2 separate regions of the Homo sapiens genome follow, and region 1 is linked to region 2. A link is a contact called in ENCODE Hi-C or POLR2A ChIA-PET data. All regions are on one chromosome and are shown on one strand. Each heading gives the region's core, a stretch centred on a gene start or an enhancer-like site at or near the end of the contact. The rest is flanking DNA. Distances are from core to core; before and after follow the strand shown.

Region 1 (6,671 bases), core at 2,093-4,592, 60 kb before region 2:
TGTTAAACAACAACAACAACAAGTTTGCCCTTATAAAGCAAACAATGGATAGATGCACCAAGGAGCTTATAGTGGTAGAGGGGAGTCACAAACAAAGGTCTTTTGCTCCAACTATGAGAACTTAGGCAAGTCATTTGAATTCTTAGGTTAGCTTAGATGAGTCTAGGACTTCTTCCATTTCCAAAAATCTCTAATTCTGCTTCAACCTTGTTCTATTTTGTGAAAATGTATCTTACATTTCAACAACAACAACAAAAACCAAGATAGAGAATCTAAATGCATTAAATAGTAACTCAAAGTGAGGGTAGGTTTCATTAGCTCTGTATACAAAGAAAAACACATTATTGAAAACCTGATTTATATGTGTATGTGTTTTTAGTAAAATTCAATACGGTTTTGTTTCCAAATAACAGTTATTTAGAAGACCCTGAAAACCCGATTCAGGATTACAGTTAAATAGAAATAATTTATAAAAATAGTTAAGGCTCACAGAGGTGAAATTATAAAGACAACTTTCAGGACTCAGTATAGACAGCTGCTAAGTGTTATCTTTTTCACACACTGTGCAAGCTATATTTGACCACTCCTAAGGGGCCCTGATCTAGCCACCACCTCCACTCCAGGCCAAGCCAAATGGCTGCTGTACCCTCTCTCTCTCTCCCTCCCTGATCCATCTCCAGGTCTATGAGTTCTTCAAAATTCCTTCTCCAAAACACTCTGGCCTTTCTTTCTCTTGGTTCTGAAAAATTAAATTCATCTTCTAAATGATATTCTATATAAAAATCTATTAAACTTCTAGACTAGTTAATATTTTTATATTCAATATTTTGTGATGCCTATTTTGATGTTTTTAGTACATTATTGTCTGGGTAGATTATTTAGTTAGGGACTGGGCCACTGGAAGCCTAGCTGCCAGTCCTTTCTCTGCCATTAACTAGCAGTGCGATCTTCCATGAGCTTCTCAATCTCTTTAAGCCACCATTCTGCAATCTACAAAATAAGGAAATCAGACTAGATATGCTATTTTTAAATTGCTAATTGTGTAAGTAATGCATACAATATATTCTCCGTATAAATTTTAAATACAATGCAGATAAGTTTGAAGTTCTCTTTGGACTTCCCCCGCCATTTTCTCAAGCCCAGTACCTTTTCATTTCTCTGGTGTTATCAGTTTGGCATCTTCTTCCAGAATACTTTCTTTACACTTACATAAGCTCCCCACCAGATTTAATATTTTACATATGAAAAACTAAGCAGTAATTATGCAAAGAAATGAGAGTTCAACTTGTGTACAAATGCATCATTTTCCAGATGGGAACATTTTCATTTTTGGCCCTAATGAATGTTCTAAAAACAATATTAAATCTAAAATCAAAACACTTTTTATAATGCAAAACTCGAAATATCTGCTACAAAGAACTCATAAAATATAAAGATTAATAAAAAAGAGAAATATCAATATGAGTGACATATTTTATAACCTTTAGTTATGTAAAAGGTTTACGAAAAGGGAAACTTCTAGAGGTAAATATTATATCATTTTATTACGAGAATTTTTTTTTTTTGAGATGGAGTCTTGTTCTATCGCCCAGGCTGGAGTGCAGTGGCGTGATCTTGGCTGACTGCAACCTCGGCCTCCCAGGTTCAGGTGATTCTCCTGTCTCAGCCTTCTGAGTAGCTGGGATTACAGGCATGCACCACCACACCTGGCTAATTTTTGCATTATTAGTAGGGACGGGGTTTCACCATATTGGCCACGCTGGTCTTTAACTCCTGACCTCAGGTGATCCTCCTGCCTTGGCCTCCCAAAGTGCTGGGATTACAAGCATGAACCACCGTGTCCACCCTTTTTTTTTTTCTTTCTTTTTTTTTTTAATTTTGAGACAGAATCTCACTCTGTCACCCAGGATAGGATGCAGTGGTGCCATCTCTGCTCACTGCAACTCCACTTCCTGGGTTCAAGCAATTCTCATGCCTTAGCCTCCCAAGTAGCTGGGATTACAGGCATGTGCCACCATTCCCAGCTAATTTTTGTATTTTTAGTAGAAACGGGGTTTCACCATGTTGCCCAGGATGGTCTCGAACTCCTGAGCTGAAGCGATTTACCCTCCTAGGCCTTACAAACTGCTGGGATTTCAGTCATGAGCCACTGTTCCTGGCCTATTAGGAATTATTTTTATAACCTCCATTACTAAATCTGTTAATAGCCTAAGTAGCCTATCAGGCACACACCGTCCGTTGAACTTTTATTGTGAATAGCTACTATATTTAGAACTGCTTTTTAGGTGAATCAACAATGCCACTTCCTAAAGTTATCCAGTCACCAGGACCAATGAGAAAGTAGAAAGAATAGGCCATTATAATGATTAATTTTGTGTGTCAACTTGGCTGGGCCGCAGTGCCCAGATACATGATCAAGCATCATTCTGGATGTTACTGTGGGGGTATTTTGGGTGAGATTACGACTTACATCAGTGGATTTTGAGTAAAGCAGATTGCCTTCCATAATGTGAGTGAACCTCATCCAATCATTTGAAGGCCTGACCTCCCCTGAGTAAGAGTAAATTCTGCAGCCTTTAGACCGCAAGTGCAACATTGACTCATCCCTGCATCTCTAGCCTGCTGGCCCACCCTGCAGATTTTGGACTTGTCAATCTCCATAACTGTGTGAGCGAATTCCTTAAAATACATTTCTTTCTGTATATAAATACATCCTGTTTGTTCTGTTTCTCTGGAGAATCCTGTCTAATACAGTTACACACACACACACACACACACACACACACACACACACACACAAATTCTGTTCTATTTATATATAATTAACATACCATAAAATTCACCCATTTAAAATGTACAATTCAGTGATTTTTATAATATTCACAGAGTTGTGCAACCATCACCACAATCAATTTGGTTTTTTATTTACTTATTTAAAATAAAGTAGAGATGAGGTCTCATTGTATTGTCCAGGTTGGTCTCGAACTCCTGGACTCATGTGATCCTCCCACCTTGGTATTTATTTATTTTTTAGAGATGTGATCTCCCACTGTCACCCAGGCTGGAGTGTAGTGGCCCAATCATAGCTCATTATAACCTTGAATTCCTGGGCTCAAGTGATCCTTCTGCCTCAGCACACTAAGTAGCTAGGACTACAGGTGCACACCACCAAACCCAGCTAATTTTGAAAAATATTTTTTGTAGAAATGGGGGTCTCACTATGTTGGTCAGGCTGATATAAAACTCCTGGCCTTAAGCAATTTCCTCACCTCAGCCTCCAAAAGTGCTGGGATTACAGGTATGAGTCACTGCATCCGGCCTTGTTTTCATTTCTTTTAGGTATATACCTAGCAGTGGAATTGCTGAGTCATATGGCAACTCTATGTTAAACTTCTTGAGGAACTGCCAGACTGTTTCCAAAGAATTTGCACTATTTTTCATTCCCACCATTATTATATGCAGGTTCCAATGTCTCCACATCCATGCCAACACTTGTTATTTTCCATCATTTTCATTTTAGCCATTCTAGTAGGTATGAAGTGGTATCTCTTTGTAGTTTTGATTATTTTTCTAATAATGAATGACATCAGACATCAAGCAACTTTTCATGTGCTTATTGGCCATTTGTAAATCTTCTTTGAAGAAATCTTTGTTCAGACCTTTTGCCCATTTTTTAATCATTGTCTTTATTTTTGAGTTGTAATAGTTATTTACATATTCTAGGTATAAGTTCCTTATCAGATATAAGGTTTGCAAAAATTTTCTCCCCTTCTATGAGTTGCCTTTTCACTTTCTTGATGGTGGTGTCTTTTGAAACACAAAAATTTTAAATGTTCACAAAATCCAATTTATTTACTTTTTCCTTTTGTTGCTTGTGTTTTTGGTGTCAAACCCAAGAAAGCATTGCCTTTCCAAAGTCATAAAGAGTTACATCTATGTTTTCTTCCAAGAGTTTTGTACTTCTAGCTCTGGTAGTTAGGTCTTTGATCCATTTTGAGTTAATTTTTTTTTTTTCCTTAGGTATGGTCTCCCTACATTGCCCAGGCTGGACTCAAACTCCTGGGCTCAAGAGATCTTCCCACCTCAGCCTCCCAAGTAGCTGGGACTACAGGCATGCACTACCACACCTGGCTCATTTTGATTTATTCTTACATATGGTGTGAAGTCAGAGTCCGCCTTCATTCATTTGTATGTAGATACCCAGTTGTCCCAGCACCATTTTGCTGAAAAGACTATTCTTTTCCCATTGAATTGTCTTAGCGCCGTTGTCAAAAAATCAATTGACTGTAAATATAAGAGTTTATTTCTGAACTCTCAATTCTAGTCTACTGATCATAAGTCTAGCCTTTTGTCAGTACCACACTCACTTGATTAATGTACCTTTGTAGTAAGTCTTGAAATTAGGAAGTGTGAGTCTTTCTACTTTGTTCTTTCTCAAGATTGTTTGAGTACCTTGCATTTCCATATGAATTTAGAATCAGCTTAAATTTTCCACTTTTAAAAAAGGTAGCTGGGGGCTGGGCTTGGCAGCTCACGTCTGTAATCCTAGCACTTTGGGAGGCTGAGGCAGGCAGATCATTTGAGGTCAGGAGTTCAAGACCAGCCTGGCCAACATGGTGAAACCCTGTCTCCACTAAAAATACAAAAATTAGCCTGGCACAGTGGCACGTGCCTGTAGTCCCAGCTACTCAGGAGCCTGAGGCACAAGAATTGCTTAAGCCCAGGGGGCAGAGGTTGCAGTGAGCCAAGCCTGTGCTACTGCACTCCAGCCTGGGCAACAGAGTGAGGCTCTGTCAAAAAAAAAAAAAAAAGAAGAAAGAAAATAATGAAGGAAGGAAGGAAGGAAAGAAAGAAAGAAGAAAGAAAGAGAGAGAGAGAGAAAGAAAGAAAAAAGAAAGAAAGAAAGAAAAAGAAAGAAAGAAAGAATTTCAAAAGGTAGCTGGATTCTAGAGACTGAGGTGGGAAGATCACTAGAGCTGGAGTGGTGAAGACTGCAGTGAACTGTGATTATGCCACTGCACTCCAGCCTGGGTATAGAGTGAGACCCTGTCACAAAAATAAAATAAAATAAATAAAATAAGGCAGCTAGGATTTTGATTGGAATAGCATTGAATCTGTAGATTAATTTGGAAAATATTACCATCTTAATGTTAAGTCTTCTAATTCATGAACATGGGATGTCTTTCCATTTATTTAGATCTTCTTTAATTTCTTTCAACAATATTTGATAGTTTTCAGATTACAGGTTTGCACTTATTTTAATTCACTCCTAAGTATTTTAATTCCTTTTGATCCTTTGCATATGTAACTGTTTCCTTTACACCATTTTCACTTTATTTATTTATTTGTATTTGTATATATTTTTTTGAGACAGAGTCTCGCTCTGTCTCCCAGGCTGGAGTGCAGTGGTGCGATCTCAGCTCACTGCAACCTCCGCCTCCTGGGTTCAAATGATTCTCCTGCCTCAGCCTCCTAAGTAGCTGGGATTACAGGTGCGCGCCACCATGCCCACCTAAGTTTTGTATTTTTAGTACAGATGGGGTTTTGTCATGTTGACCAGGCTGGTCTCGAACTCCTGACCTCAGGTGATCCACCCACCTTGGCCTACCAAAGTGCTGGGATTACAGGCATGAGCCACCACACCCGGCCTAACGTCATTTTTAAATTGTTCATTGGAGTATACAGAAATACAATTGATCTTAGACCAACCTGGGCAACATGGTGAAACCCTGTCTTGTCAAAAAATTATCTGGGTGTGGTGGTGCACACCTGTAGTCTCAGCTACTCAGAAGGCCGAGGTGGCAGAATTACCTAAGCCTGGGAAGTCAAGGCTGCAGTGAGCTATGACCATACTACTGCACTCTCACCTGTGCGACAGAGCGAGACCCAGTCTCAAAAAAAAAAGACAGAAAAGAAAAACACAATTGATCTTGTATGCTGCAACCTTGCCAAACTTGTTTATTAGCTCTAAGAGTTTTTGTAGATTCCTTTGTATTTTGTACACACAAGATTGTGCCATTTGTAAGCAGAGATAGTTTTACTCCTTCCTTTCCAATCTGGATGTTTCATTTCTTTTTCTTACATCATTGTCCTGGCTAGAATCTGTAGTGCAGTGTTGAATAGAAGCCGTGAGAGCAAATATCCTTGTCTTATTCCTAATCTTAGGAGGAAAGCTTTCAGCCTTTCACTATTAAGCGTGATGTTATCTGTGGGTTTTTTGTAGATGTTTTTCTCTAAGTTGAGAAAATTCCCTTCTATTCCTAATTTATTGCATGCTATTATCATGAAAGGGTGTTTGGATTAGTCAAATAAAGAAAAGCTTTTGAGGCCGGGTGCAGTGTCTTATGCCTGTAATCCCAGCACTTTGGGAGGCCAAGGCAGGCAGACTGCTTGAGCTCAGAAGTTTGAGACCAACCTGGGCAACATGATGAAACTCTGTCTCTGAAAAAAACAAACAAACAAACAAACAAACAAACAAATAGCTGGGTGTGGTGGCACATACCTATAGAGCTACCAGGCAGGCTGAGGTGGGAGGATCACTTGAGCCTGGGTGTTGGAGACTGCAGTGAGCCATAATCGTGCCACTGCACTCCAGCCTGGGTGACAGAGCTGAGACCCTGCCCCCACCAAAAAAAAAAAAAAAAATGGAATAGCTTTTGAAAATAATGTGA
Region 2 (7,017 bases), core at 3,708-6,207:
AAAAAATAGGCCAAGCATGGTGGCACACGCCTGTAATCTCAGCACTTTGGGAGGCCAAGGCAGGTGGATCACTTGAGATCAGGAGTTTGAGACCAGCTTGGCCTTAGTGAAACCCCATCTCTTCGAAAAATACAAAAATTAGCCAGGTGTGGTGGTGCACACCTGTAATCCCAGCTACTCAGGAGGCTGAGGCAGGAGAATCACTTGAACCTGGGAGGCGGACGTTGTAGTGAGCCGAGATGGAGCCATTGCACTCCAGCTTGGGCGACAGAGTAAGACTCTGTCTAAAAAAGGAAATAAATTAAAAGTACCCAGATAGCGATTGATTTTGCAAATGCTTAATATAAAGAGCAAAAGCCATAAGAAGTTCTATTTTGTATTTTATTTCTACTTATTTATTTTTGTAAAGAAGGGGTCCCGCTATGTTGTCCAGATTGTTCTCAAACTCTTAACCTCAACTGATTCTCCCACCTCAGCCTCCCAAAGTGCTGGGATTACAAGCATGAGCCACCACACCTAGCTCCCCACTCCCTTTTTTTTTTAACCTGTGCCTTTTATTCTGTTCATCTGGCAACAATTAATTGAATTAATTACTACAATGTTCACACTGTCAAAACAAAAAAGACATCAGAAAGCACCTGATTTAAAGTTTTGTGTTCATTGGGTTCTTTTTTTCCCTTTTGATGTTTTCTTTCCCACTATACCAGCGGCTCTCAAGTATGGTCCCTGAATCAGCAACATCAGTGTAACATGGGAATCTAATGGAAATACAAATTCTTGGGCCTCACCCACTTCAGACCTCCTGATCAGCAACTCTGGGGGAGGGGCTCAGTGAAACCCTCTAGGTGATACTGATGCTTACTTAGGTTTGAGAACTACTGGTCTACATCTAGGCAGATGGCTACCTAGCTATTGCAATACAGAAGAAAACGTGCTCTGGGTTGCTAGGTTACAACACAGGTCCATCGTCTCCCCACGTTCAGTAGATCTAAAGGAGGGGAGCTCAGATCTAATGGAGGGGAGAGTGAAGATGTGCTTTCAAATAGGAGCACTGGCCAGGTGCAGTGGCTCACACCTGTAATCCCAGTAGTTTGGGAGGCCAAGGAGGCAGGATCACATGAGGCCAGGAGTTCAAGACCATCCAAGACAACAAAGTGAGACCCTGTTTTGAAAAAAAAATTTTTAAATACAACAAATAGTAACACACGCTCACTGATAACTGCCACTCCTTCCACTCACCCCTGACTACCAAACCCACACACACGTAATACAGTAGCCTGTGAGATGCCTGTACTTACTCACTCAGCAAAAGATCAAGGACCAATAATACAAGATGGGGATAAAGGAATACTATTTTTCATAAGAATTACAGAGCCACTGACTCCTGAACTACGTCTATCTATAAGATTGAATGCAATAGTATCAGAAATATATTTTAAAGAAATTTCTATGGGCTGAATGTGTTTTCCAAAATTCATATGTTGAAACTTAATGGCCTGGCCAGGCACAGTGGCTCATGCCTATAATCCCAGCACTTTGGGAGGCTGAGGTGGGCAGATCACTTGAGGTCAGGAGCTCGAGATCAGCCTGGCCAACATGGTGAAACCCCATCTCTACTAAAGATACAAAAATTAGCCAGGCGTGGTGGTTCACACCTATAATCCCACCTACCTGGGAGGCTGAGGCAGGAGAATCACTGAACCCGGGTGGCAGAGGCTGCAGTAAACTGAGATGGTGCCACTGCACAGACTGAGACTCTGTCTCAAAAAAAAAAAAAAAAGAAAAGAAAAGAAAAGAAACTTAACGGCCAATATGATTGTATAAAGAGAGGGGGCCTTTAGGAGGTAATTAAGACCTGAGAGCTGATCCCTCATGGATGTGATAAGGGCCCTTACAGAAGGGCTTGAGGGAGTGGGTCCATTTGCTTTTGCTCCTCTGCTACGTGAGGACAGTCCTTGTTCCCTTTTGCCCTTTTCAACCCTTCTGCCATGTGAGAATCAGCAAGAAGGTCCTCAAAAGACACTGAAGGGCCGGGCGCGGAGGCTCACGCCTGTAATCTCAGCACTTTGGGAGGCCGAGATGGGTGGATCATGAGGTCAGGAGATGGAGACCATCCTGGCTAACACGGTGAAACCCCATCTCTACTAAAAATACAAAAAATTAGCCGGGCGTGGTGGCGGGCGCCTGTAGTCCCAGCTACTCGGGAGGCTGAGGCAGGAGAATGGCGTGAACCCAGGAGGCGGAGCTTGCAGTGAGCCGAGATCGTGCCACTGCACTCCAGCCTGAGCGACACAGCAAGACCCCAACTCAAAAAAAAAAAAAAAAAAGACACTGAAGGCAGGTGCCTTGACCTTGACTTCTCAGCCTTCAGGACTGTGAGACATAAATTTCTATTGTTTATAAATGACCCAGTCTGTGGTGTTTTTAAATAGCAGCACAAACAGACTAAGACAGAGATCTATTAGAACCTTCATTTCTAGAACACTCACTTATATAAAACTCTTCTTTGGGTAATGATGCATAGTCAAATGTCACTGAAATAACTGCACCCTCATTAGGGTGTGATGAAAATCCAAACAAAGACACGTGAGCACATTGCTTCCAGTTTCTCCCTGTTTGGCCTTAACTCCTGCTTGGTCAGAGAAATTTGAGCCTTATAAATTAGCAAGCCTCTTCTGAATTAAAAAAAAAATTAATAAGAATGTAACTAATGAATCAAAAAACTAATATATGCACTGTATTGTGTTAGGCATTCATGAGTAGGCAAGGCTACATATTTTTTTTATGGCACTGGGAGGGCTACAGATGTTTACAGAATGAGACAGCACTGTGAGCTAAGCCAGGCAGCAGTGGCCTCCAAACAGATGTGGAAACTGAGCAGACAGACAAAGCAAAGACCATGAGCATACATCCCAAATATGCTTAGCATATTTGGAGAATAATTAAGTCAAGCAATTTAGGTGGAACAGGATATTAATATAGGAAAGACTGGAGAAGTAGGTAAGGTCCATCTTACTGTGGCCATAAAGGTCAGGCTGGGGCTTATGGCTTGTTCTGACAGCAATGAGAAACATTTAAAATTCTAGTTAGCTGGGTGTGGTATCTCCCAGCCATAATCCCAGCACTTTGGGAGGCTGAGGTGGGAAAATCACTTGATGCCAGGAGTTTGGAGATCAGCCTGGTCAACATAACAAAACCCCATCTCTCCAAAAATATAATGACAACTCAGTGTAATCTACTCTAGATTACAGAGTAGATTACAGCTGGGCCTCTCAAACTGTCACATGCATCTGAAATCACCTGGGATCTTGTTAAAATGCAGATTCTAATTCAGCAGGTTTGGGGCACAGGCTGAGATTCTGCCGTGTGTGTGTGTGTGTGTGTGTGTGTGTGTGTGTGTGTGTGTGACGGGGTCTCACTCTGTTGCCCAGGCTGGAGTGCAGTGGCACAATCATGGCTCGCTGAATCCTCCACCTCCCCAGGCTCAGGTGATCCTTACCTCAGCCTCAGGAGTAGCTGGGACTACAGGCACACACCACCATACCTGGCTGACTTTTTGTATTTTTTTTTTCCCTGGAGAACAATGGCACAATCTCGACTCACCGCAACCTCTGTCTCCCAGGTTCAAGCGAGTCTCCTGCCTCAGCCTCCCACGTAGCTGGGATTACAGGCATGCACCACCACACCTGGCTAATTTTGTATTTTTAGTAGAGACAGGGTTTCTCCATGATCAGGCTGGTCTTGAACTCCCGTCCTCACATGATCTGCTCGCCTCGGCCTCCCAGAGTGCTTGGGATTACAGGCGTGAGCCACCACACCCGCCTGTAATTTATTTACTTATCTTTTTTATCAGAGACAGGTTTTCACCATGTTGCCCAGGCTGATCTCAAATACCTGACCTCAAGTGATCTGCCCGCCTCAGCCTCCCAAAGTGCTGGGATTACAGGCATGAGCTACCACGCCCAGCAAGACTCTGACTTTCTAACTCACTCCCAGTGATAGCTAGTATACTGCTGCTCCCCAGACCCCACTTTGAGTAGCCAAAGATTAGGATATTGTCCTAAATTCAAGGCATCTACTACAATATAATATTGAAGTAGAAAGAGAAAATACACCAAAAACATGGGGGGCCAGATACAGTGGCTCACACCAGTAATCTCAGCACTTTGAGAGGCTGAGGTGGGAGGACTGCTTGAGGCCAAGAGTCCGAGATTGCTGTAAGCCATGATTGCACCACTGTACTCCAGCCCAGGGGACAGAGCAAGACCCTGTCTTGAAAGATAAATAAATAAATAAAAAGAAACAAAAAAGAAAAAAAATTTTTTTTTTACAAATTTATTATTATAGTTTGCTCATTTATTTGCAAGGAACAAGCATTTCTCACTCAACCAGCTGAAATAAAAAGAGCTTATTTAAAAAAGGCATAGGGGACGGCTGGGAGCGGTGGCTCAAGCCTGTAATCCCAGCACTTTGGGAGGCCAAGGTGGGCGGATCACTTAAGGTCAGGAGTTTGAGACCAGCCTGGCCAACGTGGTGAAACCCTGTCTCTACTAAAAATACAAAAAATTAGCCAGGCCTGGTGGTGGGTACCTGTAATCTCAGCTACTCGGGAGGATGAGGCAGGAGAATTGCCTGAAATGGGGAGGTGGAGGTTGCAGTGAGCCAAGTTCGTGCCACTGCAGCCTGGGTGACAAAGTGAGACTTCATCTCAAAAAAAGAAAGAAAGAAAGGTAAAAAAAGAAATAAAGTGAAGATAATCCTGACCCTAGCCCCACCCTCATCTTCACTGCAGGAGATGAAGAGGAAGGAAAACCACAGAAACTGAAAGGTTTGCATTCCCCAACCTGCCCTGCCTGCCTTAATTTTACTGAGTTTCTTTCTTTTTTTTTTTCAGACGGAGTTTTTTTGCTCTTGTCTGCCAGGCTGGAGTGCAACAGTGCGATCTCAGCTCACTGCAATTTCCGCCTCCCAGGTTCAAGCGATTCCCCTGCCTCAGCCTCCTGGGTATCTGGGATTACAAGTGCCTGCCACCACTCCCGGCTAATGTTTGTATTTTTAGTGGAGAAGGGGCTTCACCACGTTGGCCAGGCTGGTCTCGAACTCCTGACCTCAAGTGATCTGCCCACCTCAGCCTCCCAAAGTGGTGGAATTACAGGTGTGAGCCACCACACCCAGCCTCCACTGAGTTTCTTAAGCCTTCCATTGTAACCACAAATTGTTATCCAGTGTTCCCAGTGTGTCACTTCATTTAGTACAATTTCTCATTTCTCAGGCTAACTACTAACTGAATTCACTCACCTCTCTCTCTCTTTTTTTTTTTTTTCTTTTTTCTCTCTTGTAGTGCTTCTCTGTGTCTGGAACTGTTAAATAAACTCGTCATAGAACTTACAGTCAAGGATTTGTATAGAAGTGCAGGCAATAAATAATACATCGGTTAAAGTTTATTAGATGGTGGCCGTGCGCAGTGGCTCATGCCTGTAATCCCAGCACTTTGGAAGGACGAGGTGGGTGGATCACCTGAGGTCAGGAGTTCAAGACCAGCCTGGCCAACATGATGAAACCGCGTCTCTACTAAAAATACAAAATTAGCTGGGCATGGTAGTGCATGCCTCTAATCCCAGCTACTTGGGAGGCTGAGGCAGAAGAATCGGTTGGACCTGGCAGGCACAGGTTGCAGTGAGCCGAGATTGTGACATTGCACCCCAGCCGGGCAACAGAGCAAGACTCTGTCTCAAAACACACACACACACACACACACACACACACACACACACACACACACACACACACACACACATATTAGATGGTGGTAAATGTTATATTGACCAAAACATGGCAGGGGAAGGGAACAGAAATTGCTGAGGATGTGGAAGCTGGGGCGGGGGGTGGGGGCAGGTGGGGAGAGTTGAATTTAAAAGGAGCTCAGAGAAAGCCTCCCTGAGAAAGTGACATTTTGAGCAAAACCTTGAAGGGGTGAGGGACCGTGTCATGCATGCAGATAGATATATCTGCGAAATGTGTTTCCTGCAACGACAGTGCACGTCTTGAGGTAAGAGCATCTTGGCATATTCAAGGAACAGCTAAGAGCTGGCGTAACTAGAGCAGAGGGAGAGGGAGAGTGGGAGGTGAGATCAGAGAAGAAGACAGGTCAGAGCACTCAGGGCCTTGTAGGCTACTGTGAACACCAGCTTTCACTCTGAACGAGATGGGAAGCCACTCCAGCGCCAAGAGTGACTTGACCTGGCTTAGCTTTTAATAGGAAAACTCTGGCTGCTAGTTGAGAAAGAGGATAGGGGTAGGAGTGCCAAAGCTGGCCAAGCAACTGGGAGGCTTGGGAAACAACCCGCGCCAGACAGAGATGATGGATTAAAGGACTGTAGATCAGACGAGTAACAGAGGAGCTGAGGATAGAGGAGTCACCAGATTCTGGTGACTGACGGCCTCAGTGCTGTACCAAGAGGGAGAGTGTCATGCTTCTAGTCAGCATAGGGAGAGCAGAGAGACAAATACAAAATGCTTTATTGATTGATTGATTGATTGAGACAGGGTCTTGCTCATGCCTAGGCTAGAGTGCAGTGGCACAGTCATGGCTCACTGCAGCCTCAACCTCCTGGGCTCAAGTGATCCTCCGGCTTCAGCCTCCTGAGTAGCTGAACTACAAGCATGTGCCACCATGCCTGGCTAATGTTTATTATTTATTTATTTAGTAGATAGGAGCGAGGTCTTGCTATGTTTCTCAGACTGGTCTTGAACTCCTAAACTTAAGTGATCGTGTGAGCCACCATGTCCAGCCTGGGAGTATTTTTTTTTTTTTTTTGAGACGGAGTCTCGCTCTGTTGCCCAGGTTGGAATGCAGTGGCAAAGTCTCAGCTCACTGCAACCTCAACTTCCCAGGTTCAAGTGTTTCTCCTTCCTCAGCCACCTGAGTAGCTGGGACTACAGGCACACGCCACCACGCCTGGCTAATTTTTGTTTTTTTAGTAGAGATGCGGTTTCACCATGTTGGCCAAGCTGGTC

Evidence for each region. A loop is a pair of places that touch in the nucleus more often than their neighbours do. ChIA-PET counts read pairs that join two places held with the same protein, here RNA polymerase II (POLR2A).
Region 1: a map of Jurkat shows a loop between it and region 2 (2.7-fold over the local background). The contact joins two enhancer-like sites. A Hi-C loop is called at or near these places in 1 of 168 maps with a recorded cell type or tissue (Jurkat). POLR2A ChIA-PET finds 5 or more read pairs at or near these places in 3 of 52 experiments (HEK293, WTC11 and naive thymus-derived CD4-positive, alpha-beta T cell).

What each region holds. Positions count from the first base shown.
Region 1 is chr2:54,070,707-54,077,377 of GRCh38, reverse strand. It overlaps a transcript of ACYP2 not described here. Among named protein-coding and RNA genes, the nearest start is that of ACYP2, 42 kb to the left of the region's middle. RefSeq lists an enhancer at 2,982-4,181. Within about 2 kb of position 3,342, at least 3 of the 41 ENCODE cell types and tissues checked have a DNase peak (open chromatin) inside an H3K27ac peak, as active enhancers do.
Region 2 is chr2:54,012,036-54,019,052 of GRCh38, reverse strand. It overlaps a transcript of ACYP2 not described here. Among named protein-coding and RNA genes, the nearest start is that of PSME4, 45 kb to the right of the region's middle. Within about 2 kb of position 4,957, at least 5 of the 41 ENCODE cell types and tissues checked have a DNase peak (open chromatin) inside an H3K27ac peak, as active enhancers do.